Linked DNA regions of Homo sapiens: regions 1 and 3 are each linked to region 2. A link is a loop called in an ENCODE intact Hi-C map of the cell type or tissue named here. Cell type or tissue: PC-3. All regions are shown on one strand. Region 1 has its middle 17 kb from the start of CHIC2. Region 2 has its middle 130 kb from the start of CHIC2. Region 3 has its middle 77 kb from the start of CHIC2.

Evidence for each region. Peaks named below come from ENCODE experiments on the same cell type or tissue, not always from the same donor. Only the 100,000 strongest peaks of a DNase experiment are listed, where the experiment ranks them.
Region 1: a loop joins it to region 2, with 5 times the contacts of the local background. A loop is called at or near these places in 6 of 110 quality-filtered maps.
Region 3: it touches region 2 in a loop (2.3-fold over the local background); 6 of 110 quality-filtered maps call a loop at or near these places.

Annotation. Positions count from the first base shown.
Region 1 is chr4:54,077,750-54,085,749 of GRCh38, reverse strand. It overlaps a transcript of CHIC2 not described here. Among named protein-coding and RNA genes, the nearest start is that of CHIC2, 17 kb to the right of the region's middle. In PC-3, no CTCF peak of the experiment used is centred here; DNase peaks (open chromatin) are centred at 259, 3,399 and 7,809; H3K4me3 peaks cover 428 bases; H3K27ac peaks cover 1,134 bases.
Region 2 is chr4:53,926,875-53,934,874 of GRCh38, reverse strand. It overlaps the pseudogene LOC100129728. Among named protein-coding and RNA genes, the nearest start is that of CHIC2, 130 kb to the left of the region's middle. RefSeq lists a silencer at 4,624-4,788. In PC-3, a CTCF peak has its summit at 4,685; DNase peaks (open chromatin) are centred at 4,254 and 4,704; H3K27ac peaks cover 1,842 bases.
Region 3 is chr4:53,983,299-53,991,298 of GRCh38, reverse strand. It overlaps the pseudogene RPL21P44. Among named protein-coding and RNA genes, the nearest start is that of CHIC2, 77 kb to the left of the region's middle. In PC-3, no CTCF peak of the experiment used is centred here; a DNase peak (open chromatin) is centred at 3,208.

The sequences.
Region 1 (8,000 bases), 150 kb before region 2:
TAGGGCTAAGGTTCTCCCTCCACTGTCGGCCTGTGGAATTCTTTAGCTGCTCACATCACAGCTACATGAACAGTTTTTGGGAAACACACCATAATGGCCACATCCTCTTGTTTTTATAATTTACACAGGGTTGAAAACAAGAGATATTGTCTTGTTGTTAGCTAGAGCTCATTTGGAGTCTGCCCTGAGTCTCTGGACTTGGCTCGATGCCCTTCCTCATCTGACTGCTCTGGGCAAACCAACTACTGTCTTAGTCATTGTATTACTCTGTTTGGATTCTCTGTCAGTCCATCAGATTTAGCTGATGAGCTCATTGACTGAAAATTGATTGAGCAAGACAGTGTCCCTAATTCTGTATGCATACACAGCACCATTGTCTTCCACAGATACTTCGTAATAATTGGCATCCCCCTACGAGATCATTGGTATCTCAATAATTAAAATCAATAGCTGTTGTTAAGGCAAGAATTTATCATAGTAACCTACAAAAGTGGTAAAAAGGTAATATAATTCAGAAGATAGATGTAAATATAAAATTACCAATTCTGAACAGGTTTTTAAAGATAATACTTGTTCCTTAAGGACATTCATATTTAATAAAATAAATGAGTTATTTCTTTATCATTTGAATGACATAAATTGTTACTTTTTTATGTGAGTGGGGAAAATATAGCACTTTAACATTTTGAGATAAGGAGTAGAACACTTTATTTATATCAATTCAGTGTTTAGCTTTTCACAGATTTTGTCTCTATGCTACCTGTTTGATTTTTTTTTTTTTTTTTTTTTTGAGACAGAGCAAGGCTGTGTCTCCCAGGCTGGAGTTTAGTGGTGAAACCTTGGCTCATTGCAACCTTCGCCTCCTGAGTTCAAGTGGTTCTCATGTGTCAGCCTCCCGAGTAGCTGAGATTGCAGGTATACACCACCACGCCTGACTAATTTTTTATACTTTTTTGAGTATACTCTAATTTTTTGCTTTCTGGGGTTTTACCATGTTGGCCAGGTTGGTCTCAAACTCCTGGCCTCAAGTGACCTGTCTGCCCTGGCCTCCCAACGTACTGGGATTACAGGTGTAAGCCACTGTGCTTAGCCTGTTAGAATTTAATAGGTCTCAGTTATACACTATTTCACTATTCTGGGTGCTCTAAAGCATCAGTGACAATAATTATGAATGTAGAAGGTGCATTGGTAGCCAAAGTTAACTATGTCATTGCTGTCCTTGAGAGGGGTTTTTACCTGTGTTTTCTTTTTTTTTTGTAATTTTTCTGAGATCAGACAAGTTAGTTAGATTCCAAACAATATGGGCCTAATATAATCACAATTCCATTTAAATTGGCCAAAGAATGACCCTTATCCAGACAGGACTCTTAGTGTACTTAGCTGTCAACAAAATATAAAACTTATCAGAATAATGGCTACTTTTAAATATAAGGCCTGCATCATATTGTTAGAGGAACTTCTGGAAATAGGAGACAGTTGCTATTAAAATTCAATTTAGTTTAATTCACCATTATTTACTGAGTGCCTACATATGTTAGGTACTAGGGCTACAAAGATGACTAGACCCCGGGCTGGGCACAGTGGCTCACCTAACCATAGCCATCAATGAATTCAAGTAAGTGTGTGATAGTGGCATGCAACAACTGTGGAACCATGGAGGAGAGATCTGTTCTTTCTTCCTGCTGGCATCATGGACTCTGAGACTGAGGCTTGAACTATTTCTAGGAGATGCTCAGAGTAAAAACAACAGCAGGAGAAGAGACTTCTAGGCCAAAGTTTCAAGAGTGAGCACAGGCCCAGAGGATGGATATGCATTAAGCTGCATGCAGGAGACAGAAGCAGGAAGGGCTGCTTAGTGGCAGAAAGCAAAGAGTGTGAGTGGCAGGTGAAGAAGTATGAAGGCCTCTGTAGTAAGATGAATGGTCTTTGAAGGATGCTAAGCAGAAAATTGAAATGATTATATTGTAATCATTGTAAAGGATGGGATTGGAAGAGAGAGAAACCAGAGACAGTTAGTGTCCAGTACCAAAGTCCAGACTTGAAATGATAAGTGTCACATTAATCAGTAGTGGTGGGAATGGAGAGGAGAGAATAAATTCAAGAGTAATTTGGAAGGTAGCACCAATGAGCCTTGGTTACTAATTAGATAGGACAGGGGTACAGAAAGACAAATGGGTCAGTGGGGACTTGGGTTTCTAGCTCAGGTGTCTGTATTGAATATGATTGTGTTAACAAATATAGTGGTTACAGATGAAAGATAAGCAGTTTTTTGTTGTTTCAGATGAGACTGTAGATAGAGTGAATGGAACAGAAAAAAGATAAATTGGTTGTAAACATTTTGAGTTTTAAGTGCTATAAGAATAGCCAAGAGGAAATTTTTGATGTAGAGTAGCAGTTGGAAATATGGATCTGAATTTAACAGAAATTGAGATTGGAGTTGGGCGTGGTGGCTCATGCCTGTAATCCCAGCACTTTGGGAGGCTGAGGTGGGTGGATCACCTGAGGTCAGGAGTTCGAGACCAGCCTGACCAACATAGTGAAACCCCGTCTCTACTAAAAATACAAAATTAGCTGGGTGAGGTGGCACATCCCTGTAATCCCAGCTACTTGGCTGGCTGAGGCAGGAGAATCGCTTAAACCCGGGAGGCAGAGGTTGCAGTGAGCCGAGATCACTCCAGCCTGGGCAATAGAGCAAGACTCAGTCTCAAAAAAAAAAAAAAAAAAAAAAAAAGAAAGAAAGAAAAAAGAAAGTGAGAGTAGAAATAAAAATGGCATCAGCCTATATTATTTAAAGCATATATAATATTTGAAGCAATATGATGAGATGAAATTACCCAGGGTTGGTGTCATGGTTAGGATGGTGGTCAGGAAAGTCATTGTTTTGGTGTAGTACTTAGAGTAGTTTGAATATATTATGTGATATATTTGTTGGATGCTGAGTCTCTTCTACAGTCTCACTTCCCTCCTCTAAGGACTTGTATAATCTTTTGGTGAGTCTATCTAGGGATAATCCAGTACTTACTATTTGACAGTGGAACTGGAATACACCTGGGAAACCAAATTAAGGTTGTAAGACAGGTTGGTGTAAATATGGGATTGGATTTAGAAACGACTGGTATGAATATGAGATTAGAGTTACAAATAGCCCTGACCACCAGATGACTTGAAAAGGTGGCTGAGTACTCTTTCCTCATCCCTCTCATCTAATAGAAATAGAGTGGAGTAGGGAAATCCTGATGGAGGGTTCAGACACCCTGCCTTCTTTTCTTTCCAAAAGACTTTCTTTTCCATGTAGACCGTAGATGTTTTCTGACTGAGTCAACTTTATATCCACAAGGTCTGTTGACATTTAACATGCCAAAGATCCATACAGTGGAGCAGCCAGATGTTTAGGGCCTGGTCCTGGCTTATTGCCATGAGCATTGCTCAGATTCCCAGTCTGAGTCAGAATCCTGAGTGACAGATCACAGGATGTTTGTGTTTCCTGAAGGACTTAAAGGGCTTGCAAAATGTTCTGTCTTATCCACCTCCAGAGAGAAGATTGCTCATTTTTGAGATCCATGTAGATGGAAAAAGAAAGGAAAAATGGTATATCAATGCACAAAATCATATACAGTATCACCATTCATCATCAGCTATCACTCTTGATTTTCCATCAGTCACTTCCTTACCTATCTAATGCCCTCATCCCATTATGTTCGGGATCAACCTTTTTGCTTCGACCAGGCTAGCCTGTTTGTGGTCCATGGCACACATAGTTATCTTACCATATGTGGGGTTTCCCATTGACACCTTTCTCCACCTCTATCATCTATTTTTCATCTTTAAATTGCTATTCAAAACTATGGCTTCTCCACAAAACATTTGCTTCCCAATGGTAAAAACTTAGGCTGGGTGCTATGGCTCACACCTATAATCCCAGCACTTTGGGAGGGCAAGGCAGGAGGCTCACTTAAGACCAGGAGTTCGAGACCATCTTGGGCAACATAGTGAGACCTCATCTCTAAAAACAACAACAACAACAACAACAGCAACAAGCAACCCAAAACAAGCACATCAAATCATCCCAAATTCACCAGTGGTTTCCTATATGGCAATTAAAGTTTTATCTCCCCATAGAAATTATACCAGAGGTAAAATTTATACTCATTTGGGCATAAAGTACTTATTTATACATGTCTAGGGCAGATTCCTGATCTTTCCATAGCAGTATGTTACAGAGTAGCCCTCACTTAGAGAGGTAGATAAGTAGAATAGAATATTTGACTACATCAAATTGAAGTATCTTAGATGATGAGAATAATAGCGATAATAAGTATCATTCATCAAGTGTCTGCCATGCCAGACACTCTACTAAGCATTTTGTAATGTTATTACATTTAACTATCACAATAAAGATTAAGAAGGGTATCATGCCCATCTTATAGACTAGAAAACAAAGATTCAAAGAAGTAATTTGAAGCCAGGCACAGTGGTGTGTGCCTGTAGTCCTAGCTACTTGGGAGGCTAAGGCAGGAGGATCCCTTCAGCTCAGGAGTTCAAGGCCAGCCTGGGTAACATAGTGAGACCCTGTCTCTGAAAAAAGAAAAGAAACAAATAAAGGACTAATTTGCCCAAGGTCTTAATTTATAGGCAGTGGAATCTGGATTCAGACCTAAGTCTTTTTTTTCCCCAGCTTTTTGAGATATTAATCAAATAAAATTTGTATATATTTAATTGACAAATAAAAATTGTATATATTTAAGGTATATGTGTGATGATTTTATATATATATATATATATATATATATATATATATATATATATACACACACACATTGTGAAATGATTACCACAATCAAGCTAATTAGCACATCCATTATCTGACATAGTTACCATGTGTGGTGAGAATACTTAAGATCTACTCTCACAGTAAATTTCAAGTATACAATGCAGTATTAACCATTGTCACCATGCTGTACATTAGAGACCCCAGTACTTTTTTTTTTTTTTTTGAGACAGAGTCTCACTCTGTAGCCCAAGCTGGAGTCCAGTGGTGCGATCTCGGCCTCCACCTCCTGGGTTCAAGCAATTCTCATACCTCAGCTTCCCAAGTAGCTGAGACTACAGGTGTGTGCCACCACGCCCAGCTAATTTTTTGTATTTTAGTAGAGATGGGGTTTCACCATGTTGCTCAGGTTGGTCTTGAACTCTTGATTTCAGATGATCCACCTGCCTCAGCCTTCCAAAGTGCTGGGATTATAGGCATGAGCCACTGCACCCAGCCGAGACCCCAGTGCTCTTTAATCTTTCAACAGAAAGTTTGTACCCTTAACCAACATCTTCCCATCTCTTCCCCTTACCCTGCACCCCAAACCCCTGCCTCAGCTCCTGGAAACCACTATTCTACTTTCTGCCTCTGTGAGTTCAATTTTTTTAGATTCCACCTATAAGTGAGATTATATAGCATTTGTCTTTCTTTGTCTGTCTTATTTCACTTAGCATAATGTCCTCATTGTCACAAATGGTAGAATTTTCTTTTTTTTAATGGCTGAATATATATATATATACACATATATATACACATATATATACACATATATATATACACATACATATACACATATATACACATATATATATGTATATATATATACCAAATTTTCTTTATCCATTAACTGTGGATGAATACTTAAGTTGATATCATAACATGCAATAAACATGAGAATGCAGATATCTCTTTGAGATACCGATTTCATTTTGTTTGACTACATACCCAGAAGTGGGATTGCTGGATCATATAGGAGTTCTATTTTTAATTTTTTGAGGAACTGCCGTACTGTTTTTCATAATGGCTATACCAAGTTACATTTCCTCCAACAGTGTATAAGGGTTCCCTTTCTCCATACCCTTGCAGACACTCATCTTTTATCTTTTGGATAATAGCCATTCTATTTTAAAAAATTTTTATTTTTTAATTTGTTTTTTTTTATTTCTGAGACCTCTCAGGGATGAAAATATTAATAATTGCCATTCTAACAGGTGTGAAGTGATATCCCATTGTGGTTTTGATTTGCACTTACCTGATGATTAGTAATGCTGAGGACCTTTTATATACCTGCTGGACATTGGTACATCTTCTTTGAAAAAATGTCTATTCTGGTCCTTTGCCTATCTTTAAATCAGGTTTTTTGTCTTTCACTATTGAGTTGTATGACTTCTTTTTCTATATTAAATACTAACCCCTTCTCTGATACGTGGTTTCTAAATATTTTCTTCTATTCTGTGGGTTTTCTTTTCATTTGTTGCTTGTTTTCTTTGCTGTGCAGAAGCTTTTTGATTTGATGCAGTGTACTACTTCTTTATTTTTGTTTCTATTGCCTGTACTTTTGGTATCACATCCAAAAAAAATCATTGCCAATAACAACGTCAAGGAAATTTTCCCCTATTTTTTGTTCTAGGAGTTTTGTGGTTTCAGACTTTAGCTTAAGTCTGAAAGGATAAAAGTTTTCTGGAAGGGGAAGTTTTGTTGTTGTTGTTGTTTCTTTGTTTGCTTTAAATGGAGTCTCTGTCACCTAGGCTCGAGTGTGCAGTGGCGCAATCTCAGCTCACTGCAACCTCTGCCTTCCAGGTTCAAGCAATTCTCCTGCCTCAGCCTCCTGAGTAGCTGGGATTACAGGCACCCACCACCATGCCTGCCTAATTTTTATATTTTTAGTAGAGGCGGGGTTTCACCATGTTGGCTAGGCTGGTCTCGAACTCCTGACCTCAAGTGATCTGCCTGCCTCAGCCTCCCAAATTGCTAGGATTACAGCCATGAGCCACCGCACCCGGCTCTGTAAGGGGAAGTTTTAACACTAACATGGAAAAGAAAGTATATAGTAAAATTTCAAAGATTGTATAATTTAATGTCATGTAGGAAAACATAAAGATAATAGTTAACAAATCATAAGAGAGGCCGGGAACGGTGGCTCACTTATGTAATCCCAGCACTTTGGGAGGCCAAGGTGGGCAGATCACTTGAGGTCAGGAGTTTGAGACCAGCCTGGCCAACATGGCGAAACCCCATCTCTACTAAAAATACAAAATTAACGGGGTGTGGTAGTGCATGCCTGTAATCCCAGCTACTTGGGAGGCTGAGGCCAGATAATCGCTTGAACCCAGGAGGCGGAGGTTGCAGTAAGCCAAGATCGTGTCACTGCACTCCAGCCCTGGGGACAGAGACAGACTCTGTCTCAAAACAATAAATAAATAAATAAATCATGAGAGATCTTTTAAGGTTGTATGACAGAAAAATGAAAGGCCAGCTCAATACAGACAAACTAATTCAAGCTTTATTAATAAGGTTGTTCCTATATTATTTTAATTATGATCCAGAAACAAAAGAGGAATTAGAAAAGATTGTGGAACTGTTCTCTAATGGCATGATCCTAATATGACTGGATTAAATCTGACTGGACTGCTCTGTTCAACACAACCATCAAAATGTTGATTTTGACCATCCTAGCAACGAGAATAAAAAGCAACATCTGACCCTTTGACAGTGGCATTTATAAAAATGAAATCTCACATATACATGAGGGTAGGGTCCTGAGCTACCTAAAGTTTGTAAACTCATTTCAGTAACTTGAAGAAACCTCTATTAGTAAGCACTAATTATAGAATCCCACATGTGAGACACATTACATTCATGGGTTGATTGGCATCATTCTCAGTTGATCTGAGATTATCATCAAAAAAATTTTGACTTAGGATTTCTTTGCCAAGTTACATCATTCCTAAAGCATCTAAAATCAGGCAGGGCAGAATAGAACCACATGCTGATGTCACAGGGTGTAGGTGGGTTTGAATGGTCTCTGATTTAGTCAACATTCATGCTGTAATTGTGAATGATAGCTGCTCTGTGATACTAATAAGAATGCTCACCTGCTCAAGTGATACGCCCTTGAACAACAGGTCCTCACAGTTGGCAGCCGGGTGGCAGGAGGGCTGCTATAGAAATGAAGTTATAGAGACCTAAC
Region 2 (8,000 bases):
AGCTTCATCCATGTCCCTACAAAGGACATGAACTCATCATTTTTTATGGCTGCATAGTATTCCATGGTGTATATCTGCCACATTTTCTTAATCCAGTCTATCATTGTTGGACATTTGGGTTGGTTCCAAGTCTTTGCTATTGTGAATAGTGCCGCAATAAACATACGTGTGCGTGTGTCTTTATACCAGCATGATTTATAATCCTTTGGGTATATACCCAGTAATGGGATGGCTGGGTCAAATGGTATTTCTAGTTCTAGATCCCAGAGGAATTGCCACAATAACTTCCACAATGGTTGAACTAGTTTACAGTCCCACCAACAGTGTAAAATTGTTCCTATTTCTCCACATCCTCTCCAGCACCTGTTGTTTCCTGACTTTTTAATGGTCGCCATTCTAACTGGTGTGAGATGGTATCTCCCTGTGGTTTTGATTTGCATTTCTCTGATGGCCAGTGATGATAAGCATTTGTTCACGTGTCTGTTGCCTGCATAAATGTCTTCTTTTGAGAAGTGTCTGTTCATATCCTTTGCCCACTTTTTGATGGGGTTGTTTGTTTTTTTCTTGTAAATGTGTTTGAGTTCATTGTAGATTCTGGATATTAGCCCTTTGTCAGATGAGTAGATTGCAAAAATTTTCTCCCATTCTGTAGGTTGCCTGTTCACTCTGATGGTAGTTTCTTTTGCTGTGCAGAAGCTCTTTAGTTTAATTAGATCCCATTTGTCAATTTTGGCTTTTGTTGCCATTGCTTTTGGTATTTTAGCCATGAAGTCCTTGTCCATGCCTATGTCCTGAATGGTATTGCCTAGGTTTTCTTCTAGGGTTTTTATGGTTTTAGGTCTAACATTTAAGTCTTTAATCCATCTTCAATTAATTTTTGTATACGGCATAAGGAAGGGATCCAATTTCAGCTTTCTACATATGGCTAGCCAGTTTTCCCAGCACCACTTATTAAATGGGGAATCCTTTCCCCATTTCTTGTTTTTGTCAGGTTTGTCAAAGATCAGATAGTTGTAGATATGCAGCATTATTTCTGAGGGCTCTGTTCTGTTCCATTGGTCTATATCTCTGTTTTGGTACCAGTACCATGCTGTTTTGGTTACTGTAACCTTGTAGTATAGTTTGAAGTCAGGTAGCATGATGCCTCCAGCTTTGTTCTTTTGGTTTAGGATTATCACCCTAATTTCTAAGAGCACTCCCGGCATACAGTAGGTGCTAAACGAATGGTGGTGAACTCAGTGACATTTGAGTCTTTGTGCTTTCCTGGGTAGACCATGGTGCTGATGAGTTTGGGTTTAGCTGTTGTTGCCTGACCCTGGCCTGAGCTGGGAGCTCCTTAAAATAGCCTATAAAGAGTGCTCACATTCAAAGTCCTCCTGGGAGCATTTCTCTGATATTTCAAAACAGAATTCAGGAGCAAGAGGAGCAAAGCTGAGGCTTAATGCAGCATGTTAAAGAAACAGGCAGAAGGACATGGCCAAAATCAACTCAGAGTCTTCCAAATGAGGGGACAGCTGCTGCCTCTGGCGGGAAACATTCCTTCCCTTCCCCCTTTCCTGCAGGTAATGGCACAAAATATATTCAAGCGAAAGAGGGGTGAGAACTGGGCATGAATCTTCCTTCCTCACGCTGATTGGACTGGCATCCACCAGGCTTTGCTTCCTGCATCTACCACCGAAGACTTAGTCTCAGGCCAGTCTCTCTTTTGCCTGGGGTGTAAATCCAGGGTTTTTGGATCCCAGGTTGGAAGAGGTGGATGGGGACCACATGTGTGCCAAATGCCTGCAGCTCTGGTTAATCTTGGCTTGGGAGTGATTATTTGCTGATGGTGATGGGGAGAGGGGACCGGGAAGAAAGTTCACTTCTCATTCTTTAGTGATGTGTAAATGTATTGCCATTGGCTCTTATTAGGTAGCTCTAAGCCAGTGACGGAAAAATGTTTTCATTGGCAGGAAAACACGTTTTACATCCACATACATGCATATCTACTTTTTGGCAGATGCAGAAACTTTGTGGCTTAGACTCCCATCCTATTCCTCTGTTTGTTGGATCCTACCAATGACTTAAGGCCTTGCTCAGTGCCTGTCTCCTACAAGAAGTTTTTCTTGACAACTCCAGTACGCACTGCTTTCTCCGTGAGCGTGGCTCTTGTTGCAATGGTCGTCTTCACCACAATCAGAGTAGATTTTCTAGAAAGGAGCTTAAGCTTTAGGACCTGCTAGTTATAAGAATGACTTCCAAGATCCCAGAAGCACCTTTGCTTGGGTTCACATGGTCACATGCTTTTGGTAAAAATGTAAAAGTAAGATTTTAACTGTCATAAGCTAAGGATGCTGTTGACTCTGTTTGCCCCTGCGTCACTTTTCCCTTGAGGAGTTGTGTGGTGATGGAGAGGCATGAGCATTTTGGGGAATCCAGCTAAGGAGAAGTTGAGTTGGAGATTTATTTGTTTTGGTCGAGTGGGATCTATATATATGGTTCACACTTCCATGTAGAGTCGAGAAATTGTTGGTTATTCTTGGGTATTCTAGGCTTCCAGGAACCCTCTTGCTCAGTGCATGCTCTGTGGCATCATGGGTCTTATTATGATTTAAATGTTTCCTATGATGCCTGACACTGGAAGCATGTGGGAGTGAAGAAGAAGCAAGAGTTAAAATGTGCAGAATGAGAAGCTAATCTGTGGAATGTTCTTTCAATCATCAGCTGTACACAATTATGAGTGAAATATTTGGTTCTCATTGATGTCTAGTCAAGACAGAAATTATCTTCAGGAAAATACTCAGAAATGTGGTATATACAATTATAATGCACCATACTATCATACTTTTAAAGTAGAAATCAATGCAAAATAGAATTGATTAGAATTCTCGTGTTTGTAGAGCACAAAGCTGTAGCAATACTATAAACTGTGAAGTATCATTTTTATGCATGCCAAACTGCATTTTATGTCTACCAACATATTGAGTCAGTCTTAGCATATCTGATATAACTTGTCCTGATGAAACCTGGCAACACCAGACAAAAAAACATTCAAAAGCACTAAAATCACAGCAAAGCACCCTAAGTGTTCTTGTCACAAAGCTCCCAAGCATATTCATCCATAAGTTATTGTACACAGCAGAGGGAGAATTCAATTAAACAATTATGTAGCTCTATCCAACATAATGGCATTTTAAAATGCATTTGAATTGCTTTGTCTTCTTTACATGAAAATGATATTGCACAGTTGTTATGTGACGAGATGATCATATGAAAAGTATGCAGCCAAAGAATAGGAAAAAATATTGTAGAGGTTATGTCATTTTTCAGGATTTTGTTATATTTGTGGTGTTTGTCACTTTTCAAAAATGTGTGGCCGGGCACGGTGGCTCACGCCTGTAATCTCAGCCCTTATGGAAGCAGAGGTGGGTGGATCTCTTCAGCTCAGGAGTTTGAGACCAGCCTGGGCAACATGGCAAAACCCTGCCTCTACAAAAAATACAAAAATCAGCCAGTTATGGTGGTGGGTGCCTGTGGTCCCAGCTACTTGGGAAGCTGAGGTGGGAGGATCACTTGAGCCTGGGAGGTGGAGGTTGCATTGAGCCATGATAGTGCCACTGTGCTCCAGCCTGGGTGACACAGTGAGATCTTATCTCAAAAAAAAAAAAAAAAAAAAAGAGCAAAAATGTGTAATTTGTTACGATTTCATATTTCAATCTAAATAAACTTTCACTCTTTTTCTGAGACAGGGTCTCCCCCTGCAGCCCAGGCTGGAGAGCAGTGGTGCAATCATAGCCCACTGTAGCCTCCAACACCTGGGCTCAAGTGATCCTCCCACCTCAGCCTCCCAGCTAGCTAGGACTATCCCACACCCAGCTAGTTTTTCTAACTTTTTTGTAGAGATGGGGTATCACTATGTTGCACAGACTGGTCTTGAACTCCTGAGCTCAAGCAAGCCTCCTGCATCGGCCTCCCAAAGTGCTGGGATTACAGGTGTGAACCAGTGCACCTGGCCATAAATATTTACTTTTATATGTAATTTTGTATTTCTATTTTGAATTCTTATCCTTAGAGTCTCCTTCCTCCATAAACAAGCTTCAAAACCCACAATTCCTGAATTAGCCTTTGACCACAGTTGAGTAGTATTTTATGCTCTTATATTATTCTTATAAAAAGTATTGAATTTAAAAGCATGACAGTTTATGCCTGGGGACAGAATTTTCAACAATACAGAGCTTTGTGTGGAAAGTAAATAGTGTAGTCTCCCAGCACACCTGACTCCCCGCAGGTCACCACTGTTGGTTTGATGTCATTCTATTCTCCTTTTTCTTGAGCCAGTTCATTGTGATTAAGTGTGGCTTTGGAGCGAGCTACCTGGGTTGACTTATGCCTCTGCCCCTGTGGCCTTGGGAAAACTACTAAATCTATTAGTGCCTCCTCTTAAAGGAAAGATGTAATTGTACTGTACCTGTGTCGTAGGGGTGCTGGGAGGACAGTTTAGGGCTTAGAGGAGCAACCAACATGCTGTACTCATTTTATGTTAGTTTCATTTGGAAAATGCATATATTAGCATTACTTTGCAGATATTTCATGTGCCTAAGTATACTGGTCCTCCTCTCCCAAGACTGTAAACTCAAGGCTGGGAACTAATGTAAAACATCTTGAACATTGCCGCCTAATTCCTCAGAAATGTGTGGATGTGAGCGCCATCTAGCTGCATTATCTGTGGTTCTACTGTGACCACCAGGCACAATTCAGCTCACGTGGCTGTTCTGGCTCAGCAGTTGTTGGATTTGTCAGGAAATGGAGGATGACAGTGGTGTGACCAGCATATCAGGAGGCACTCAGGAGAAGTTAGCGATCCAGTGGAATGAAGAGTATCTCTGAAATGGGATGAGATGGAAGGCCACATCCACGGAACATAGAATAGTTTGAGATTTATACAAAACTTGAAGCCGCACAAAGCAAAAGCTGTCTCCGTGTCCCATTGCAAAGGCACTCAGGGCCAGGCGTGGTGTCTCATGCCTGTAATCCCAGTACTTTGGGAGGCCAAAGCAGGAGGATCGCTTGAGGCCAGGAGTTTGAGACCAGCCTGGCCAACATAGTGATACCCTGTCTCTACAAAAAAACAGAAAAATTAGCCGGGCATTGTTGGTGTATGCCTGTAGTCCCAGCTACTTGGGAGGCTGAGGGAAGAGGATCACTTGAGCCCACGAGTCTGAGGCTTCAGTGAGCTCTGGTTGTGCCACTGCACTCCAGCCTGGGTGACAGAGCAAGACCTTGTCTCAAAAAAAAAAAAAAAAAAAAAAAAGAGAAGAAGAAAAAAGAGAGAAGAAAAAAATCACTAAGAAGCGTCACTAAAATGTGATTTTCAAGAAAGGCATGGTAAAAATGTGAAAAGGGAGTGGGTAGACATGAAACCTTTCCAAGATAACACAGCTCAACAGTTACGTACAGAAGCCGCTAAAACAAAATAAGTGTGGATGATAAAAGATCAAAGGATGGAGCCATTTTAGAAAGAAGAAAGAAGGTTGTTTGGTATATATCTTATCATCTTAAAAGACTTTCTCTAGTTAACAAATACTACTAGATTTCAATCATAGACTTTGTAATGGAGTATACAACAGTTACTCAGTCCTCCCACAAATTCACAATCTGATATTCAGTGAAAAAAGACCATTCCAGATGAATATGAACCAAATTTTGTTTAAAAAATATATGTAAGTACACAAGACTAGAAAAAAGACTGGAAAGAAAAATAGTAAAATATAAACTGTGGTTATTCAGAAGAATGCAATTATGGGGGGAAATTTTTGTTACTTGTGCTATTATGTAATCCCCCCTTTATTTATTTATTGAAACAGGATCTTGCTCTGTCACACAGGCTGGAGTGCAATGATGCAATCATAGTTCACTACAAGTTTGAACTCCTGGAAGCAAGCAATCCTCCTGCCTCAGCTTACTAAGTAGCTGGGACTATAGGCCTGTGACACCACACCTGGCTAATTTTAAAATTTTTTATAGAGACCAGGTCTTGCTCTGTTGCCCAGGCTGGCCTCAATCTCCTGGGCTCAAGTGATCCAACCTCCCGCCTCAGCCTAAAAAGATATTCACTTTTAATTAAATGTAGCTCTTAGTTCTATAATACTTTTTTTTCATTATTTGGCCTACTATTAAATTGTAATTACAGAGTTTAAAAATAGCTTGCCTGATAAAGGTATTTATGTGTCCACCAAAATTCAGCATAATGGTCCACACATGCTAGAATCAATTTCCATTCCAAAACTCTTGATCTTGTTAATTTATGAACAAGAAGTCTTTCCAGCATAACATGAAAACCCAAACACATAAAAGCTAGATAAATTTGACATTATAAAAATTTAAGGCCGGGAGTGGTGGCTCACACCTCTAATCTAAGCACTTTGAGATTACACTTTGGGAGGCCGAGGCAAGCAGATCACTTGAGGTCAGGAGTTCGAGACCAGCCTGGCCATCATGGTGAAACCCCGTCTCTACTAAAAATACAAAAATTAGTGGAGTGTGGTGGTGCACGCTTGTAATCCCAGCTACTTGGGAGGCTGAGGCAGGAGAATCACTTGAACTCGGGAGGCGGAGGTTGCAGTGAGCCGAGATTGTGCCACTGTACTCCAGCCTGGGCGACAGAGAGGACACCATCTCAAAAAAAAAAAAAAAAAAAAAAAAAAAAAAAAAGAAACAAGCTAACAAACAAAAACATGGTTTGGTTGGCTCTGCCTGCATGACGGAGACCTTTGTGAAGGATATCAAGCCCAGGCTCAGGAGTCTGAAGCTTATCGTTATTGTGCTGGAGACAGGCCAAGACAAAGGAGGGGCACAAGGTTCAGACCTGCAAAGTGGCAGACAAAATGGGCAGCCTCAATATCTCCGTCTGTGATGACATCGGCAATCTGATCCAGCCTGGGGACGTTGTCTGGCTCAACAAAGGGTGCGCTTCAGTTTTCAAAGGTTGTCTGACACAGTATACTGGCCATGGGGGTGATCTACAGAAGACTGGAGAATTCTGTATGGTTTATTCTGATTTCCTAACTTCAATGAGCCAAACTCAGAGTATAGCAACCAGCAGGCGCCCAACAAGGTGGTGCAGAAAGACAGCAACCCTGCAGAACAACAGCAACCCTACAGCTTCCCAGCCTACCACTCGTCCCCCTGCTGCTTCTCCAGCCTCTGAAAGCCAGAATGGGAATGGATCTAGTAACCCACCAGGGTCCTGGTAGTGGCCCACATCCCCCTCATAGTCCGTCCCACCCCCCCAGTACCAGAACCCCTCGAAGCCAGGCCAACCACACACCTGCAGGCCCACCTGACCCTTCAGCCCTGTTAGTAACGGCAAAGTAGCCCGGAGGAGCAGCAAGATATAGCGTGACATTCTTCCTTCCTGCCACCAACAACATCCCATGTTTGCCGGAGAGCAGGACAGCTTTCCACTGGCTGGCTGGTGTCACAATATTTTAGCCACTGAACTTCAGTGGAGGGGTGGTGAACAGTGGCTTCATCCACCCTAATCTCATACTCCCCCATTGTCCAGCTGAACTACCTGTCCCCTGGGAGTCCAGACCCTCCTCTCCTTCCTGTTTAGAAATGACAGTTACCTTCTGTTTCTTCTGTGTGTCACATGGGGATCTCACTAAAATCTCTCCTTCCTAATAAATGTTACCACTCTGAAAAAAATTTTTTAAACTTCTGTTCAAGAGAGGATACCATAAAGAAGACTGAAAGATATTCAAGTTGAAGAAAAATATTTGCACTGTACACAACAAAGGATTTGAAGTCCTTAACAAATAAAGAACCTCCCAAAGTGCTGGGATTACAAGGGTAAGCCACCACGCCCAGCCAGTATATTTAAACTCTTAACAGTAGGTATTGCAGAGGATGAGAGAGAATATCAGGCACTAATATCTTCTGTTTTATACGCTTCTGTGTTATTCAGATTTTTCACAAGTATATGCTAGTGTTGTAACCAGGGAAGGAAAAAAACACTTTTA
Region 3 (8,000 bases), 56 kb before region 2:
TTGCCAGTTCTGACCTTTCCACTGAGCTATAACTTTAGATACCTAAACGCCCACTTGACCATTCGCTACTTGAATAATAAAAAGGTGTTTCATACTTAAAATGGCTAAAACAGTACTCTTGACTTTCTCCCTGTGAAATTGGTTCTTTTTTTCATTCTTCCTCATCTCACTATATGGTCCTTCTCCTCTCACTCATATATTTCACTCAGACAAAAACCCAGGAGCTGTCATTTCTCCTCCATTTCCCATAATCTCATAATCTACTTCAAAAATACACCTGCAGTACATTAATTTTTCCTTCATATCCATCGCTTTTCCTTTTTTCTAAGTTTCCATTATCTTCTATCAGTTCTTACCTGAATTGCAATTGCCTCTTTAGCTGTTCTTCCAGTGTTCTACACAGTCTGGCCATTGCCTGCCTTTTGACATCATTTCTTATCATCAGTGTTCCACCCACTCCAGTCTGACTGCATTGTCTTTTTCGGTTACTCAGAAAGGCAAAGTTAGTTTTCCCGTGGGGTTGTTTATTCATTGTTGTCTCTGCCTAGAATGACCCCCTCCTCTTAGGATTTCAGGTCTCAGCTCAAATGTCCCTTCTTCAGTGAAACTTTTCCCAACCTGCCAGTCTGAATGAGCTCTTCTGCGCTGTCACTGTGACATTGTATATTTTCTTCATTACACTTTTCACTATCTGAATTTCTTATTCATATTTTTGTCATTCTCTGTTAGAATACCAGCTCCATGAAATTGGGTGCCGTGTCTGGCCACCTTAACTTTCACCAGTATATTTCCAGAATCAAGAATATTGCCTGACACATGATAAATGCACCATAAATGTTTGTTCAATAAGTACATTTTATAATCATACTTGTTTTAATATAAAAGGGTTTTAACCCCACGACTTTAACCTGAGGAAAGTCATGTTTCTCCCATGGCCTTGTTTCTCCCATGGCTCTATGTGTCCGTGGCTTCACTGCCTTATTCCTTGCTTTGAGAAGCTTTGTCACTGCTTTCACCTATACCAGCCACTGCTAAAAAATAATAGCCCCCAAATCCCTTAGAATGAAAAGAAGGATAACAATGTCTTTGAATAAACATCAGGGAGGAAGTTCATCATTAAATCATCAATACAGGCCAAAACAAAAGATAGAGACATTGTCATGTTATGAAAAGAACTCCTCCCACACATGTGAGTATTTGGTTTGACCCTTGATTTAAATGAACAAGTATACTTCCCTGATGTGGCTGATAAAAGGTAATAATACAGTATCATGATGAAGAGAGATGACACTGAGGCTCCAGTCTACTTTAAAAATATGTAAGTCTCTGATAGGTCATGATTTTAGACCACATACAGACTGTCCTATGGGGAAAACACAGGGAAGAAAAGCAGCATAAACATTTTTATCCTTTATTGTGTTTGTCCAAAGCAGAGTTAAGAGGGTAGCCTAAGAGTATAATACTTGCCTTTCCAACTACAGAATAATCTTTTCCTTTCTCCAAATTGTATAAAGTAGATTTTTTTTTTTCAGTGAGTGAAACGATGAAACTTAGACTCACTTAAATGTATTTCCTAATGTAAGAATGTGTGTGTGCCAAGTAAATTTACTAAGCATTAGAACATGGAAAGCAGAGTATGATTAATACCCTCGTTTACCTCACTTTTTCCCCCATTTTCAAAATTTGTTTTCAAATATGGAAATTCTTCTGTACACTAAAATGATCTTAGGAAACAGGTAGCTCATGGTCTAAAGTTTAGCAGTTCATGATTAAGGGTTGCCGCAATCTAATCTGTTAACACACTGACTTTTGCCATTAATTTTTACTAGGTCTCTGCTTCCGTACCTGTAGAGGTCAATATTGTTAAGATACAAAATACATGGTACCAAGGCATACTAGAAAAACTTTAAAAATTGGTTATTTGGATTTGGCCTACCCACTTGATTGTTATCTGTAAACGATGTTGATATGATTTGGAATTTGACTATGCATTCAAAACAATGTTTTTGTCAAATGGGTTGGGTCATTCTAGAGAAAGAAAGAAAAAAAACAGACATTAACAATTAGTCATGAGGCTGAGTATAATTCCAGCATGTTGGAAGGCTGACGTGGGAGGATCATTTGAGGCCAGGAGTTTGAGACCAGCCTGGGCAACATAGGAAGACCCTGTCTCTACAAAAAATAATTTAAAAAATTAGCCTGGCATGGCGGTGCATACCTGTAGTTCTAGTTATTTTAGAGGCTGAAGCGGGAGGATTGCTTGAACCCAAGAGTTTGAGGCTGCAGTGAGCCATGATCACACCACTGCACTCCATGCACTCCAGCCTCAGTGACAAAGTGAGACCTTGTCTCAAATTAATAATACATGAAATTTTAGTTACAACAAAGCTGTTTTTTTCCAATAACGATGGAAGATTAACATGTTTTTCTTCTTTTTTCAGTTGTTTGCTCATTAATGAATTAGAATATACCAAAAGTAAATTAAAAATAATTCTGAGTGTCATTGTTACTTCTTACTTTAGTTAAAGAGTAGTGGAATTACCGCTGTGCTGCAGACCAAGTCCTACTTGCTAAATAACTACAGATAGTTAAAGGTGAAGGCTGAGCACGGTGGCTCACACCTGTAATCTCAGCACTTTGGGAGGCTGAGGCAGGCAAATCACTTGAGCTCAGGAGTTCGAGACCAGCCTGGAAAACATGACAAAACCCTGTCTCTACAGAAAATACAAAAATTAGCCAGCCGTGGTGGCCTGCTTGTAGTCCCAGCTATTTGGGATGCTGAGTGGGAGGATTGCTTGAGCCCAGGAAGTCAAGGCTGCAGTGAGCCAGGATCATACCACTGCACTCCAGCCTGGGAGATAGAGACCCTGTCTCACAAAAAAACAAAAACAAAACAAAACAAAAAAACAAACACCAAAACTATAGTCAAAGCTGGAAGGGACCTGCTTATCCTGTGGCCTGGGCTTTAGCCATCTCTTCCAATACCAATTGCCTAGTGTTATTATGTAAAGCTAATTTGGCCAGCTCTGGTCCTTATTTTGCACTCATTCCAGTAAACCCAACCACTATGGCACTTAATACTGCCATTGTCAGTCAGTCTGCAGTATTGATTGACTGCCTTTAGAGCTCTCTTTTGTGTGCCTTGTCCACTCTTCAGTCACTGAGAGAGAGACCAAAGAACAGAGACCAACACCCTGTACTTGGCATGGCCATTAGTCACTGGAGTTAGATGAATCACACTGTATCTAAGAGAGAAGACTCAGGGAGAAGGGCTTAGCACAACACAGAAAAGCTTTAAACACTCTTACCTTTGACTGGAATTACACACACACACACACACACACACATACATACACACACACACATACACACACACACACTAAGGCTTTCCCACAAAGCCATGATGCATCCTTAAAAATAACACACAGCTCTGAAAAGTGAATGTCGGGGGTGAAGAGAGCCCTCCTACACTCCTTTTCCTAGTGATGACAAGGTTGTGGGGGCATGGCTGACTGTGAGGAGCAGAAGATGAGAGGGAGATATCATTTTACTTCTTTGTACTGCAATAATAAAAAGAACAGATAGAATGGAAGGAAGAGGCCAGGGGCAGTGGCTCATACCTGTAATCCCAGCACTTTGGGAGGCTGAGGCAGGTGGATCACCTGAGGTCAGGAGTTCGAGACCAGCCTGGCCAACATGGAGAAACTCCGTCTCTATTAAGAATACAAAAATTAGCCAGGCGTGGTGGTGGGCACCTATAATCACAGCTACCCGGGAGGTTGAGGCAGGAGAATCACTTGAACTTGTGGGGCGGAGGTCGCAGTGAGCCAAGATTGCGCCACTTCACTCCAGCCTGGGCGAGAAAGTGAACTCTGTCTCAAAAAAAAAAAAAAAAAAAAAGAATGGAGCGAAGAAGCCAGATTGAGTCTTCTTGCAATGAGGCGGAGTATACAATATTATTTTTAAAAATCAGTCTAGTGTTTCTGAAAACAAGGACACACTAGGAGGAAATGGTGGAGGAAAGGAGAACACAAAGTAAAAGTGACACTGCCTATTTCTTCACGGGTACAAGGGCCACTTAGGCTGGGATGCTTTTCCTGAAAATGCAGACCATACAGAACAAGGCCATGTGACTAAGAATCCACAACAGAAACAAACACAAGACACATATGAGTTAGGAAAGTTAAGGAAGCAGTCCTTCCTTTCGGCCAAAACTGCCACCTTCCAGTAATTTGCCACAATGATGAACACAAAGGGGGAAGAGGAGAGGCACCGGTATACATTCTCTAGGCCTTTTAGAAAACATGGACTTGTTCCTTTGGTTACAAATATGCGAATCTATAAGAAAGGTGATATGGTACACATCAACGGAATGGATACTGTTCAAAAAGGAATGCCCCACAAGTGTTACCATGGCAAAACTGAAAGTCTACAGTGTTCCCCAGCATGCTGTTGGCATTGTTGTAAACAAGGGTAAGATTCTTGCCAAGAGAATTAATGTGCATATTGAGCACATTAAGCACTGTAAGAGCCGAGATAGCTTCCTGAAATGTGTGAAGGAAAATGATCAGAAAAAGAAAGAAGCCAAAGAGGAAGGTACCTGGGTTCAAGTGAAGCACCAGCCTGCTCCACCCAGAGAAGCGCACTTTGTGAAAGCTTGTGGGAAGGAGCCTGAGCTGCTGGAACCTATTCCCTGTGAATTCATGGCATCATAGGTGTTAATAAAATAAAATAAAATAAAATAAAATAAAATAAAATAAAATAAAATAAAAGACCTCTGGCTGTAAAACAAAACAAAACAAAAAAATCAAAAAACAACAAAAAAGAAAGCAGTGGAGTGCATTTGTAGATTTGGTACATTAATGTGCCAGGCCCTCCATCCCACTTCTCTGAAAGCCTCTCTCCTGTGTGTGAGAGGGAAGGCATGGGGCAAGAAGGGGAAGGTCTTCCTTAAATAGCTGGTGGTAACATTGTCCTCAGCTCACCAAGAGAACTCTCTGAACAATGTGACTCCTATTAGAAATGAGAACAAGTACCTATTGTTTAGGCTTAAACAACTCTAAGTGTTTCTTTTAGAGATAATTAATTTAATTAAAATGGTCCCTGAAGCCAAACTGAGCTTCATATTGAGCACTATACACATTCCTTCCAAATTCCAGTACAAAGCTATTCAGAAGTAGTAAACTATCAGTCATGTAGCTCACATTTACTTCCACTGGAATGGAGGCCCTAGCACAGGGGCTGGGATAGGAGGCTCTTCCTGAGCTGGAGGGAGTAGCATTAGTTCTGATGCAGTTAGAGAAAAGATGATTTTTCATCTGTGGATTTAGTTCCAAAAATGATGTGGGCATTTTTTCCTTCATGGTAGTTTCAAGAAGAGAAATTTGGTTTACTGACTGCATCCAAATCAACCATCTACAGGATACCCTCAGCATGTCGGTGCTCAATAAATGAATGAATCAGTGGATAAATGGCCAGGCGCAGTGGCTCACCCCTGTAATCCCAGCACTTTGGGAGGCCAAGTGACCTCAAGGCGGATCACTTGAGGTCAGGAGTTCTAGACCAGCCTGGCCAGCACTTTAGGAGGCTGAGGCAGGGGTGGATCACTTGAGGTCAAGAGTTTGAGACAAGCCTGGCCAACATAGTGAAAATCCGTCTCTACTAAAAATACAAAAATTAGCCAGGCATGATGGTGCACTGCTGTAATCCCAGCTACTCAGGAGACTGAGGCAGAGGTTGCAGTGAGCTGAGGTCGTGCCACTGCACACAGCCTGGGCAACAGAGTGAGACTCTGTCTCAAAAAAAAAAAAAAAAAAAAGATACATGAATGAAACCAACCTCTTTGGCCTAGAATAGATGAGCTTTTGGACCTGTTATCTTCTGGAGTCAGGAAGTAAATTGAGTAGAATTTGATGTTAGATCAAAACTACCAAGCTGTCATGTACCCCAAGAGGACACAATAAACTTCTGTGGCATTTGATGATGGTTTATTGACGGTAGATGCAGTTCAACATGTTTATTCCAAACCTTGAGGCAAGCGCACTGTAGGGAGGCCACATGGCCTGGCCATTTAGCAAGTAGACTGTGGAATCAGGAAGACTGGGCTCCTGGCTGTCTCCCTTTCTTGTAACTTGACCATGGGCCTATTTTTAAAACTTAGTCTGTTTCTTCATATATAAAATAAAGATAATATAAAACCTAACACATTAGATTTTTGTGAAATTTAAACTATGACATTCATTCTGCATGGACTGAATGCCTACTATGTGTCAGGCATTGTTCCAGGTGTTTGGGATATGTCAGTGAACAGAATACAGATCCTTTGTGGCATGTACAGTCTAGTGAGGGGAGGGGGATGGGAAGCAAATAAAACACCATAACCATAAGAAAATATATTAATATGTTAGAAGTTCTGTGTGCTAAGAAAATAGCAGTGCAGGGTAAGGGTTCCAAAGACAGGGTTGGGGGATATGGGAGGCTGGTAGTGGGTTACAATTTTGTATAGGGGAGACAGGGTAGCCTCCATTGAGAAGATAACATGAGCAAAGATGTGAAGCTGGTGAGGGAGTAAGCCATGTGGATATCTAGAGGCAGCAGATTCAAGGCAAAGGGAAGAGCCATTACAAAGGCCAGAGGACAGGAGTATGTCAGGCATGTTTGACAGCAAAGATCAAAGAAGACAGAGTGGTTGGAGAGGCAGAAGTGAAGTAACTGCAGATCAGGTTGTATAGGACCTTGAGGCTATTGTCAGAGCTTGGTGTGAAATGGGGGAGCCCGTCTAACTAATCATTTAACAGATTGCTGATGTGGGTGGGTGGCTATGGGAGGTTTGTGTTGTTGATCTAACTCTGTGAATGATTGGGTGAAAATTGACGATGCAGGAAAGAGGAGAATGTGCTTGAGTATGAGAGGGGTTGGTGCCAGGGACTCATGGGGAGTTTTCATAGGGACTAGGCAGGAAGGCTGAGAGTGTGGGTACAGTGACTGGTAGGAGAGTATGTGGTTGTGGGAGTCTGTGGAGGTTTTCTTCTGCTTCTCTCACTTTTCTTAGAGAAATAGGTAGCATAGTAATCACCTAAGAGTAAGTGGGGAAAGGAGTATTCTTGAGGGGAAGAAGGAAGTATGAGCTTGTTCTCTAGGAGAACAGGAGAGTGAATGGATGAGGGGAACCTCATCCTGCTGTGAACCTCATGCCTGGCTATGAATGCCAGGCAGCATTAAGGGCCCAGTTAAGGGTTAATGACTATGAACTCAAAACGAGATCAGTCAGCATGGTTTTCACCAGACATATTCAACCATTCCAGTGCAGGGAAAGAGGTGGGTTTCACTAGGGTTGTGTTTTGCTAAACAAATAAGTCAAAGCCAGAGAAGGGCAAGGGATTTGAGGGATTCTGAAGTGAGTATTTACAGCATAATAATTGACCAAAGCATTTAAGTCAGGTAATTATAAAGAGAAGATAGGACCTCAAGTGTGAAGTGGGAGAAGGACCAATGGTGGAGAGACCCTTGGTTTAAAAGGTTTGGAATTGGGGTAATAGAATTAGTGAGCTGGAAAGATAGCAGGTGAGGTCAGAGTGGAATGTGTCAAATCAAAGTTATGAAAATGCATCTAAAATTGTAGGACAATATGTGGTGCAAAGCAAATGCCCAGTAATTAATGACTATTATTAGGGATTCATAAAACTTGTTATCCAGAACCCTTGAGACCAGATTTGTTTTGTAACTTAGAATTCTTCAGACTGTAGAAAAGCTTCATGGTGTATATACACCTCCATGGAGGTCCTGGAAAGTTTTCTGTAATCCAGCACATCAGCGTGTCTTCAGGAAAATGTATGAATATTCATATTAAGTAGGATGGATAGCCTCATGTTGGTGTAGGGCACGTTTTGCTGTATAAGTTAGGCACTAAATTTTTAAAAAACAAAACTTTGGATTTTAAGATTTCGACTTTGAGATTTCAGAATTGCAACAAAAAAAGATGAACCTGTACTGACATTTTC